3 separate regions of the Homo sapiens genome follow, and all the other regions are linked to region 2. A link is a contact called in ENCODE Hi-C data. All regions are on one chromosome and are shown on one strand. The core of a region is the stretch at or near the end of the contact, and the rest is flanking DNA. Distances in the headings are between cores, read along the strand shown.

What was found. A loop is a pair of places that touch in the nucleus more often than their neighbours do. Pooled maps may share reads with other maps.
Region 1: a map of naive thymus-derived CD4-positive, alpha-beta T cell shows a loop between it and region 2 (13-fold over the local background). The contact joins the promoter of ZNF839 here to the promoter of EVL in region 2. A Hi-C loop is called at or near these places in 1 of 168 maps with a recorded cell type or tissue (naive thymus-derived CD4-positive, alpha-beta T cell), 1 of 37 single-sample maps with no recorded cell type and 7 of 50 pooled maps.
Region 3: a loop to region 2 is called in a map of CD8-positive, alpha-beta T cell, with 12 times the contacts of the local background. The contact joins the promoter of HSP90AA1 here to the promoter of EVL in region 2. A Hi-C loop is called at or near these places in 2 of 168 maps with a recorded cell type or tissue (CD8-positive, alpha-beta T cell and natural killer cell), 1 of 37 single-sample maps with no recorded cell type and 9 of 50 pooled maps.

Annotation. Positions count from the first base shown.
Region 1 is chr14:102,318,115-102,321,035 of GRCh38, reverse strand. It overlaps ZNF839 (zinc finger protein 839), which reads right to left and starts at 1,290. Exons shown (of 8, transcript NM_018335.6): 1 at 983-1,290. The coding sequence starts at 1,270. RefSeq lists an enhancer at 671-780 and silencers at 881-1,070, 1,131-1,230.
Region 2 is chr14:100,063,923-100,067,130 of GRCh38, reverse strand. It overlaps EVL (Enah/Vasp-like), which reads right to left and starts at 1,709. Exons shown (of 14, transcript NM_016337.3): 1 at 1,620-1,709. The coding sequence starts at 1,630. LOC124903379 (a long non-coding RNA gene) reads left to right here and starts at 3,087. Exons shown (of 2, transcript XR_007064329.1): 1 at 3,087-3,208. RefSeq lists enhancers at 836-905, 966-1,045, 1,426-1,565, 1,616-1,695, 1,746-1,835 and 1 more.
Region 3 is chr14:102,085,576-102,088,446 of GRCh38, reverse strand. HSP90AA1 (heat shock protein 90 alpha family class A member 1) reads left to right here and starts at 1,403. Exons shown (of 11, transcript NM_005348.4): 1 at 1,403-1,461; 2 at 2,069-2,230; 3 at 2,323-2,689. The coding sequence starts at 2,069. RefSeq lists silencers at 846-895, 956-1,485, 1,526-1,815.

The sequences.
Region 1 (2,921 bases), core at 41-2,540, 2.3 Mb before region 2:
AGCAGCTAACATCAGTCAAAAAAACTCAACGAGTGAAGGTTCCTGATTCTATTCCCTAACCCGTTTCTTCTAGTGGAAAAAGCTGTCTTCTTTTGGCAATTTTGGGGTGAGACTAATTTTGTTTACAACCCCAGCGCTGAAATGGGGTGGAATTTTACAGATGCCGTGTAGGCCCTCTGGCTTCAGGCGCTATGCTTCACCCTCCGGAGTTGGGCGACCGTCTTCTAGTTATCACCCCCCTAGCAACCAAAAGGTGTGTGGCCCAGGAAATAAACCCACTGGGAAAGGATGTTTTGTAGTATACAGAGTGCTTTCACATATTCCAAACATTGTGTATCAGGCACTGTGCTGGGTACTGCGGTTACAAATCAGTCACTATCACCCAGGATGTTAAGTCCTGCAGCGAACTAGTGTATTGTGCTTGACTTTGTTCCAAGCCTGGGCCTTGGCACCTTACAACTGAAAAGCTAAGTTGGTTCCTTTTAATTCATTTATGTTTCAGCTCCAGTGTCTGGCCTACGGGACCACCCACTCTAAAGCAGCCCCCGTCAATCCCAGAACCTGCCTTATGTTCGTTCTTCAGCAAGTGTGTTCAAGGCTTCACCTCCTGCACATAGTGGGGAGTGCTGGGAACACGGTCTCTAAGTGCTCCACAAAGGCTGAACCAGCGGTGAAAGGCCTGTAAGAAGAGCTAGGGAGCACGCAAAAGCCCCCAGCAGGGCTGTGAAGGCAGAGAAGGCACGAGGGCGTTCCAGGCACAGGGCCCAGCGTGAGCAACCGCTCCTAGAGTGAGGCTCCTGGGGTGAAAATGCCAGGGTGGTGACAGGTGGGGGCCGAACGCCGTCCCTAAGAAGCTCAGCCTGGGGACGCCCTGAGTCTTAACCCGGGCGGATACTGGCCTCCCCGGACAAGCAGCTACCCCGCCGCGGGGCGTCGGCCCCCTTCGGGCCTCAGTTTCCCCACGTCCCTCCCGACGCCTCACCTGGGGCGGGAGCAGGCGCGGCAGGCGCGGGGGCTCGGTGCCCCGGCCCCGCTGCAGGGCGGCCTGTTGGGCCGCGTCCCGCAGCCGCCGCGCCGCGTCCCGCAGCACGAAGGGGGGCGGCGGCGGCGGCGGCTGCGCCTTCGTCACCTGCTCCAGGACCTGCCGCAGCTGCTCGGGGCCCAGCGGGGCCACACGTGCGACGCTGCCGCTCTGGCCCGGAGGAGCCGGGCCGCCGCCGCCGCCGCCATCCTCGCTGCCGCCCCCAGCCTCCGGCTCCGCATCCGCCATGGCGGCCGAGGCGGGGACTCGAACCCGGGTCGCTGAGCGACGGCGTCTCCAATGTACGTCACCTAGGAGAGGGGCGGGCTACGAGTGCCTCGCAGGCCAAGACACCTAGGAAGGCGACCGTGTCTGGCCGGGAAAGTCGTGGAGTGCCCCGCCCCAGCCGACAACCGCCGCGGCTCTTAGGGCTGATCAGCAGAGCGGACCCCCCTTATTTTCCTTATTGCCTGTCACGGATGTGTTTAAGACTCACCTTCTCTGGGAGCTGTCCCGGATCTCCCAGGGGGAGGTCTTCGGGGTTTCAGAGCCCCTGGCCCAAAAGTTACCACAATATCCAAGTGTTCTGACGTCATCATGCATCCGAATCAGCGGAGGATGCTGTCTGGAGATGCAGAGTACTGTGCCCACCCCTAAACATTTGGATTTATACATCTGGGAGGGGACCACAGTTTGAATTGTTAACGAGAGTGTTTCCCAAATTTTTGCCTTGTCACCGTAGCTTCTCTCTACCCACCCACCCAGATTGGGTGCACCTTGAAGGGAGAGATGATATATTACACAATCGGTGCCCAGCACAGGCCCTGCCCAGAACACAACGCACGCTCAGGGCATGAATGATGGATGGATGAATATGAATAAACGAATGAGTGAACGAATGAATGAACCCACCCTCTCTCTATCCATCCAGCTCCACTGCCCCATCTTCCTCAGCCTGATCGCCTCTCCTTCTTACGGTTGAGGCTCTGTGCGCCCTCCGAATCTTGTAGCTGCAGGTGTGTACACATGTCCCAGCTCCTTTCCCCAGGGAGAGCAGGAGGTCCACTGGTCCACAAACCCTTCTTAAGCACCTGGTGGGTGAACCGCTGTTTCCGCCCTGGGGGGTATACAGTCTAGGTGCCGACCCCCAAGGAGGAAACTTCCCAAGGGGGAAGGAGGAAACTGGCATTTGCAGCACAGTATGATGAGCGCCGAAGCCGGTAAAGTAAGGCTGGCGGCCTGGGTGGCGTCAGAGAAGGTTCTGGAAGATCACCACCATCCTCATCAATACTCACATTGCATTCACGATGATCCCTTCCGTGTTATTTTTTAATGGTGAATTTTATATTATGGGTATCTTACCACAATTTTTTTTTTTTTTTGAGACAAGATCTCACTCTGTCACCCAGGCTGGAGTGCAGTGGCACAATCTCAGCTCACCGCAACCTCCATCGCCTGGGTTCATGCGGTTCTCCTGCCTCAGCCTCTTGAGTAGCTGGGATTACAGGCGTCCGCCACCATGCCTGGCTAATTTTTGTATTTTTAGTAGAGACGGGGTTTCATCATGTTGGTAAGGCTGGTCTTGAAACCCTGACCTTAGGTGATCCGCCCGCCTCGGCCTTCCCAAGTGCTGAGATTACAGGTGTGAGCCACCACACCCGACCAGATTTCAGGAATTCACATGCCTTCTGCTCAAAATAATTTTCATGCCACCGTGGCATATTCTAAACCCCTTCAAGCTCAGGAAACTTGAGGGCAGCAACCTCCACCGATTCCTCCATGCTGTGTCCCTGCATCTAACAACGTGCCTGGCACGACTATTAAAAGATGTGACATCCATCCTGTGTACAGATGTCTATTTTAAGTGTCAGCTGCCCCAGGCTCTCCTAACTTTGCTTAT
Region 2 (3,208 bases), core at 460-2,959:
CAGCCTTGTACGGGGGAGGGACGCACCAGAAAACCTGGGCTTTTGCTTTGGTTCAGCCACTACTCCGCTCCCCGTACACAAATTCTGCTCCACACTGGGCCTCAATTTCCTGATCTGCGCACTCAAGAGCTGGGCTAGATTAGTGTAATCTTCAGACTTGAAAGTCATCACCACCACCAACAATGACTGTTTTTTCTCAATGAATTATCAAGGAATACATAGAAAACATAAAAGCAGAGTTATTTTGGCTGAAGTGGAGAATAAGGTGCCCAAAACATCTTATCTACTGTAGATCACCTCCAAGGTCTTTTCAAGATGGAAATTTCTAGGATTTCTACGATTTTAAAATTGAAAAAGAAATTGCTGTGCCTCATTTACTTTTGATATAATTTTCTGCAATTAGTAATTGACACGGTAGAATAAGCTGCTAGAAGTTTTCACAATGTAATTTACAACTGAAAATGACTTTGGAAGTTGATATGCCTTTGAAATGAAAAGCATTCTGTTTTCTAAAGCTCCACTCACGAGTCCTCTAAAGTTAAAGGAAAGTTACTAAAATGACAGGATCAGAAATAAAGCCAACTGGAAAATAAGCAGCCCTGGACAAGTTCTACCTATCACCACGTCAATTTTAACAACTCACTGCAAGCTGCTTCTGTGCCTGTGTAGCGTGCTGCGAAAACCACCGGATGAGGCCAACCTCGTTAAACCCTGGTTCCATTCCTTCCCCAACCTGCCATGTGACCTTGGACAAACCCCACAACTTTTCAGAGGTTTTCTCAGCTACGAAACAGGAGTGATGACAGCGTTCTCATCAATCTAACACGGCTAAAAGATTCAAATAAGAAAACTGGCGAAATGGCACTTTGGAAATTGTGAAATAATTTTCAAAGTGAGGGATTGTTACTTTATGCTAAAAAACAAAGCTGTCATGAGTCAATCAAACAAATGCCCCAAACCCCACAGGATAAAAGTCTGTCTGTCCTATCATCTATAATCTTTCAGAGTTGTAGGGCAGGGGAGAGGCAGGTCCAAAATGTAATCTCACCTTTAGAGAGAACAATCTCAATGAGGAGTGCGGTTTGTAGACTGGCTGGTATTCACACATGTGCTCAACAGCAATAGCCTAAGTCCACAAGTCTCTCAAGTGGAGGGTCAGGACTCTTGCTATTAAGTTCATGAAGTTCCTATCATAAAAAGAACCCTCTCTGCCTATATTTAGAAAAAACAACCAGTCTCGGGTCATTCTAGAGAGAAGGGCCAGGACTCACCAAATGTACCTCTGAGCTAAACAACAATTCCCCTAGATGGCTCAGACCCTCCTCCCTATAATGAGAGGCAGGTGCTAATTTCTAAGTAAGTCCTTGACTCAGAAGCCATTAAAGGTCACAGGCATCAAGAGACACAGGCCTGTGTAATGGAAAGACCAGCGGCTAGAGAGGGAGCAGACTGTCACTAACCTGCTGTGTAACCTCATGTAAGCCCCCTGCCCTCTGGTCATGGACTTCTCGATCAGTATACTAAGGGGACCTGAGATAATTTCTACAGCCCATTCACCGTTAAGATTCTAGGTTTCCTCTTGACATCCCTCTGTCCCCTGCACTGGTTCCAATACTCACCTTGTGGCCATGGCTGAAAAGTGGCAGCACAGGGAACCCTGAGGAGGCGAGTCCTGTACTCCCACCAGCCTATGTTGATCAGAGGACCACAGACCCTCTGAAGACAGCAACTTGATTTTTATAGCCTACTTAAAACCAAACAGGAAAAGGAAGCTGAACCAGAGACAAAGGGGAAACAAACCCAAGTGAAAAACTGAAACCTAGGTAGAAAATAGAGAAACAAGAAGCTAACACTGCAGAGCCCCACCAGCGTGGGCGGCTGAGAGGCACTGCACAGGCCCAACCCCCCACAGCTGGCAACCTCAAGCCTCTAAGTGCTTCCTGCAAGGGTGCAAGGGTGGGTGAAGCCTGCTGGAGGTAGGGGCCAGGTCATGGTGCTGGCCCCCCACTAACTAGCTCTATAGTCTAAGTCAATGCCACTTAAGATGTCTGAGCTTCAGTTTTCCATCTGTTATAGAAAGTGCAGGCTCAGCACAGATGACTTCCTATAGGCCTTAAGAAAAGGCTACAAGAACTCGGAAGAGTCCCCACTGACTCTCCAGAGAATAGAAGACTAGATGATAAAGGCTATAAGCTGATCAAGTCTTTTTTTCTTTTTTGAGACAGAGTTTCACACTCCTGTCACCCAGGCTGGAGTGCAATGGCACGATCTTGGCTCACCGCCACCACAGCTTCCTGGGTTCAAGCGATTCTCCTGCCTCAGCCTCCTGAGTAGCTGGGATTATAGGCATGTGCCACCATGCCCAGCTAATTTTGTATTTTTAGTAGAGACGGGGTTTCTCCATGTTGGTCAGGCTGGTCACGAACTCCCGACCTCAGGTGATCCGCCTGCCTTGGCCTCCCAAAGTGCTGAGATTACAGGCGTGAGCCACCGCGCCAGGCCACTGATCAAGTCTTCATATTTGACTCTGGAACAAAATTTGTACTTCTACCGAGGAGACAACTCTCTCTAATGATGACATTTAAGTCAGCAATTTAGAGCCTGAAAGGAAAACACTTGAGGAATACTGGAAACTTGGCTTTGTCACTTGTTTATTAAGTGGGTGGCCTCAACTGTAAAATGGGGTTATACTTATTTTGCCTATCTCCACAGGGTTCTCATGAAGGTAAGATCCAGTCCAATCTTTCTTTCAAAATCTACTGAGAACTCACTAAGAAGCATGCACTGTGTTAGAAATCACAGACAAAAAATTGAGAACGACTGTACTTGTCCTTAAAGGACTTTTATGGTTTAGAAAAGAAGAGGTTGATAATGTTAGCAAATATTTAATAGATCCATTAAAATATTATTGATATAGTGAAAAACAGCTGTACAGAGTACAGTACAAAAGAAGTATCAGTTCTAATTGGAGAGATGAATGCACTTTGAATGCTAAAAATGCATTTTAAAAGGCTTTTAATGATATACATTTCCCTTTAAGCACTGTTTTAGTTGCAAACCACAGTTTGGATGTATTGCAGTTTTCTTTTTTCTTTTGGTTCAAAATATTTTTAATTTTCTCTAGTGATTTCTTCTTTTATCCATGGATTATTGATAAGTGCTTCGTTAAATTTTGAAATATTTGGTGTTTTCCTATATCTGTTGCTAC
Region 3 (2,871 bases), core at 154-2,653, 2.0 Mb before region 2:
CTGAGCAAGTTGCGTTTCCCTAAAGACCAGGAAGCGGAGGTAGTTCCATCGTTTCTTTACACGGCAAGGAGCTTTCAGATTATTCCGAGGGCCTGGCTATGAGTCTAGGCAGGAGGCGGCCCAATCATGGGAGGCGCCAGAGACAAAGAGGAAGAGGACATGGACTAGGCAGGGAAGCCAGGTCGAAGGAACCCCAATGCCTCCAAGGTTCCCACAGCTGGCCTTGGCCAAAATATCCGAAAATTCCCATGTAGAAACTGGCTTTTCCAGCCTGGGCAACATGGTGAAACCCCGACTCTACAAATAAATACAAAAACTAGACAGGTGTGGTGTCCGCGCCTGTGGTCCTCTGCCCACGCTCGTCCCAGCTACTGGGAAAGCTGAGGCGGGAGGATCACCTGAGCCCGGGAGGGTCGAGGCTGCAGTGAGCCGAGATTCCGCCGCGGCACCCCAGCCTGGGCGACAAAGCGAGAGCCTGTCCAAAAAAAAAAAAAAGAAAAAAAAAAAAAAAAAAACCTTTTAGGGCAAGTTAATCACCAAAGTGTTAGATACTTAATTTGGAGACCGCAAATCGGTCGGCAAAACGATGGGCTTTTCAAAATCATGCCGGGTGTAGCTGGGTAAGCATGAATTTGTTCACCAAGTCCCCGATTCCCAAGCTAAGGGACCCTTAAGTATGAAGCACATGGCTTTCGGGGAACCCAAAAGTAGGGAGCGCTCCCGAGCCAGCGGTGGGTCTGGAGAATCCCCGAGCGCGCAGGCCGCGGGACAGCCTCCCCAGTGCGCAGCAGCCTGAGGCTAACAGCCCCCAGAGGGCAGAGCCCCGCGATCCCGGCGCCGCTTGCGGCTGGATTCTTTGGCAGCGGGCGCGGCGCCAGTCAGGACGACGGCTCCGGAAGTCTCCCGGGCGCGTGAGACCCGGGCCGCTCTCCGTCCACGCACGACCCTCCCTCCAGGCGCGCCTCCCACCCCGGCCCCGCGTTCCGCTCAGCCCGGGTGACCAACTACACCTCACTTCAAAGGCCCCCACGCCCGGGCGTGCCCTCCGCCCGCCCGCGGCAGGTGGGGGTGCAGGGCGGAGGGCGCGGGCGGCCCCAGAAGGCGCCCGGACCTTCCCGAGAATTCCGGGCCGCGCAGGCGCATTGAGGCCGGCGCGGGGGCGTGCGAGAGGCGCGCGGCGGCGATTGAGGGAAGGTTGCCCGGGCCGGGCCACGAGCAGGGCCTGCGCGCGCCCGCAGGAAGGCGCGGGGGCGGGGTGCCGCGGCAACGGCGCATGCGTAGGCGCGCGGCCGCGGCGGCGGCTGGGGAGGGTTCTTCCGGAAGGTTCGGGAGGCTTCTGGAAAAAGCGCCGCGCGCTGGGCGGGCCCGTCGCTATATAAGGCAGGCGCGGGGGTGGCGCGTCAGTTGCTTCAGCGTCCCGGTGTGGCTGTGCCGTTGGTCCTGTGCGGTCACTTAGCCAAGGTGACGGGTGGTTGTGGGGGCCTGTGGAGGTGGACTGGGGACCGGGACTGGGGGCGGCTGGCGCGGGGCGGAGGCTGTGGGGGCCGGACCAGATCCCTGAAGCAGCCAGGGCCGCGCTCCCGGGCGGCCGCGCTTTCTATTCCGGAGGCCTCGGGACCGCTGCGGTTTCCGCACCCCGCTTCAGGAATGGGCCGGGCGGCCGCGGGCTCCCCGAGGCTCTGCAGCAGCGCCAGAGCTGGCGCCGCACGCGAACAGAGCGGCCCCGCCGCGGGGGTCCCCCGCCCGGCCCCGCTGGGGGCGCAGGCGGAGGAGGCCGCCGTGGCGGAGCCGCAGCCCGCGCGGGAGGGCACCCGGGGTGTTCGTTGGGGACCGCGGCGGGGGACTGGGCCCGGGCCTGCGGCGGCCTCCCGGAAGCGCGCACACGCTCGTGGTAGTTGCCGCGCTCCGAAATGAGGTCATCCTTTGTCAGCCGCCCTTCTATTTTCGGTTTACTTAAACTTCGCAAATCTCCAATTCGGCTTTAAAAATATTTGGAGAACGCGATGGAATTTCGTGTTGCCTCTGTAGACGTCCTGCAAGGTTTTAAACCGGCGCGGTGTCGTTCCAGATGCCTGAGGAAACCCAGACCCAAGACCAACCGATGGAGGAGGAGGAGGTTGAGACGTTCGCCTTTCAGGCAGAAATTGCCCAGTTGATGTCATTGATCATCAATACTTTCTACTCGAACAAAGAGATCTTTCTGAGAGAGCTCATTTCAAATTCATCAGATGTAAGTCACTTATTAACCCAGAATCGGATTTTGGTTTCAGTGTGAACTTCTTGGGGGTGCTGTATGCTTAAATTAATATTTTTTGTTAACAGGCATTGGACAAAATCCGGTATGAAAGCTTGACAGATCCCAGTAAATTAGACTCTGGGAAAGAGCTGCATATTAACCTTATACCGAACAAACAAGATCGAACTCTCACTATTGTGGATACTGGAATTGGAATGACCAAGGCTGACTTGATCAATAACCTTGGTACTATCGCCAAGTCTGGGACCAAAGCGTTCATGGAAGCTTTGCAGGCTGGTGCAGATATCTCTATGATTGGCCAGTTCGGTGTTGGTTTTTATTCTGCTTATTTGGTTGCTGAGAAAGTAACTGTGATCACCAAACATAACGATGATGAGCAGTACGCTTGGGAGTCCTCAGCAGGGGGATCATTCACAGTGAGGACAGACACAGGTAGGCACCTGAACATTCACTGGTTAAGTGAGCGGTGGAAGGGTGGGGTGCTGCAACCCTTGGACCCCTGGGGATGCGGTGAAGCTTACAGAATTTGTGTTTGCCCAACGATCAGGAACAAGCTAGAGCACTTAATTAGTGTAATGGCATGACTTGGTGGGCGGTTCTTTTGGGCGAGGCAC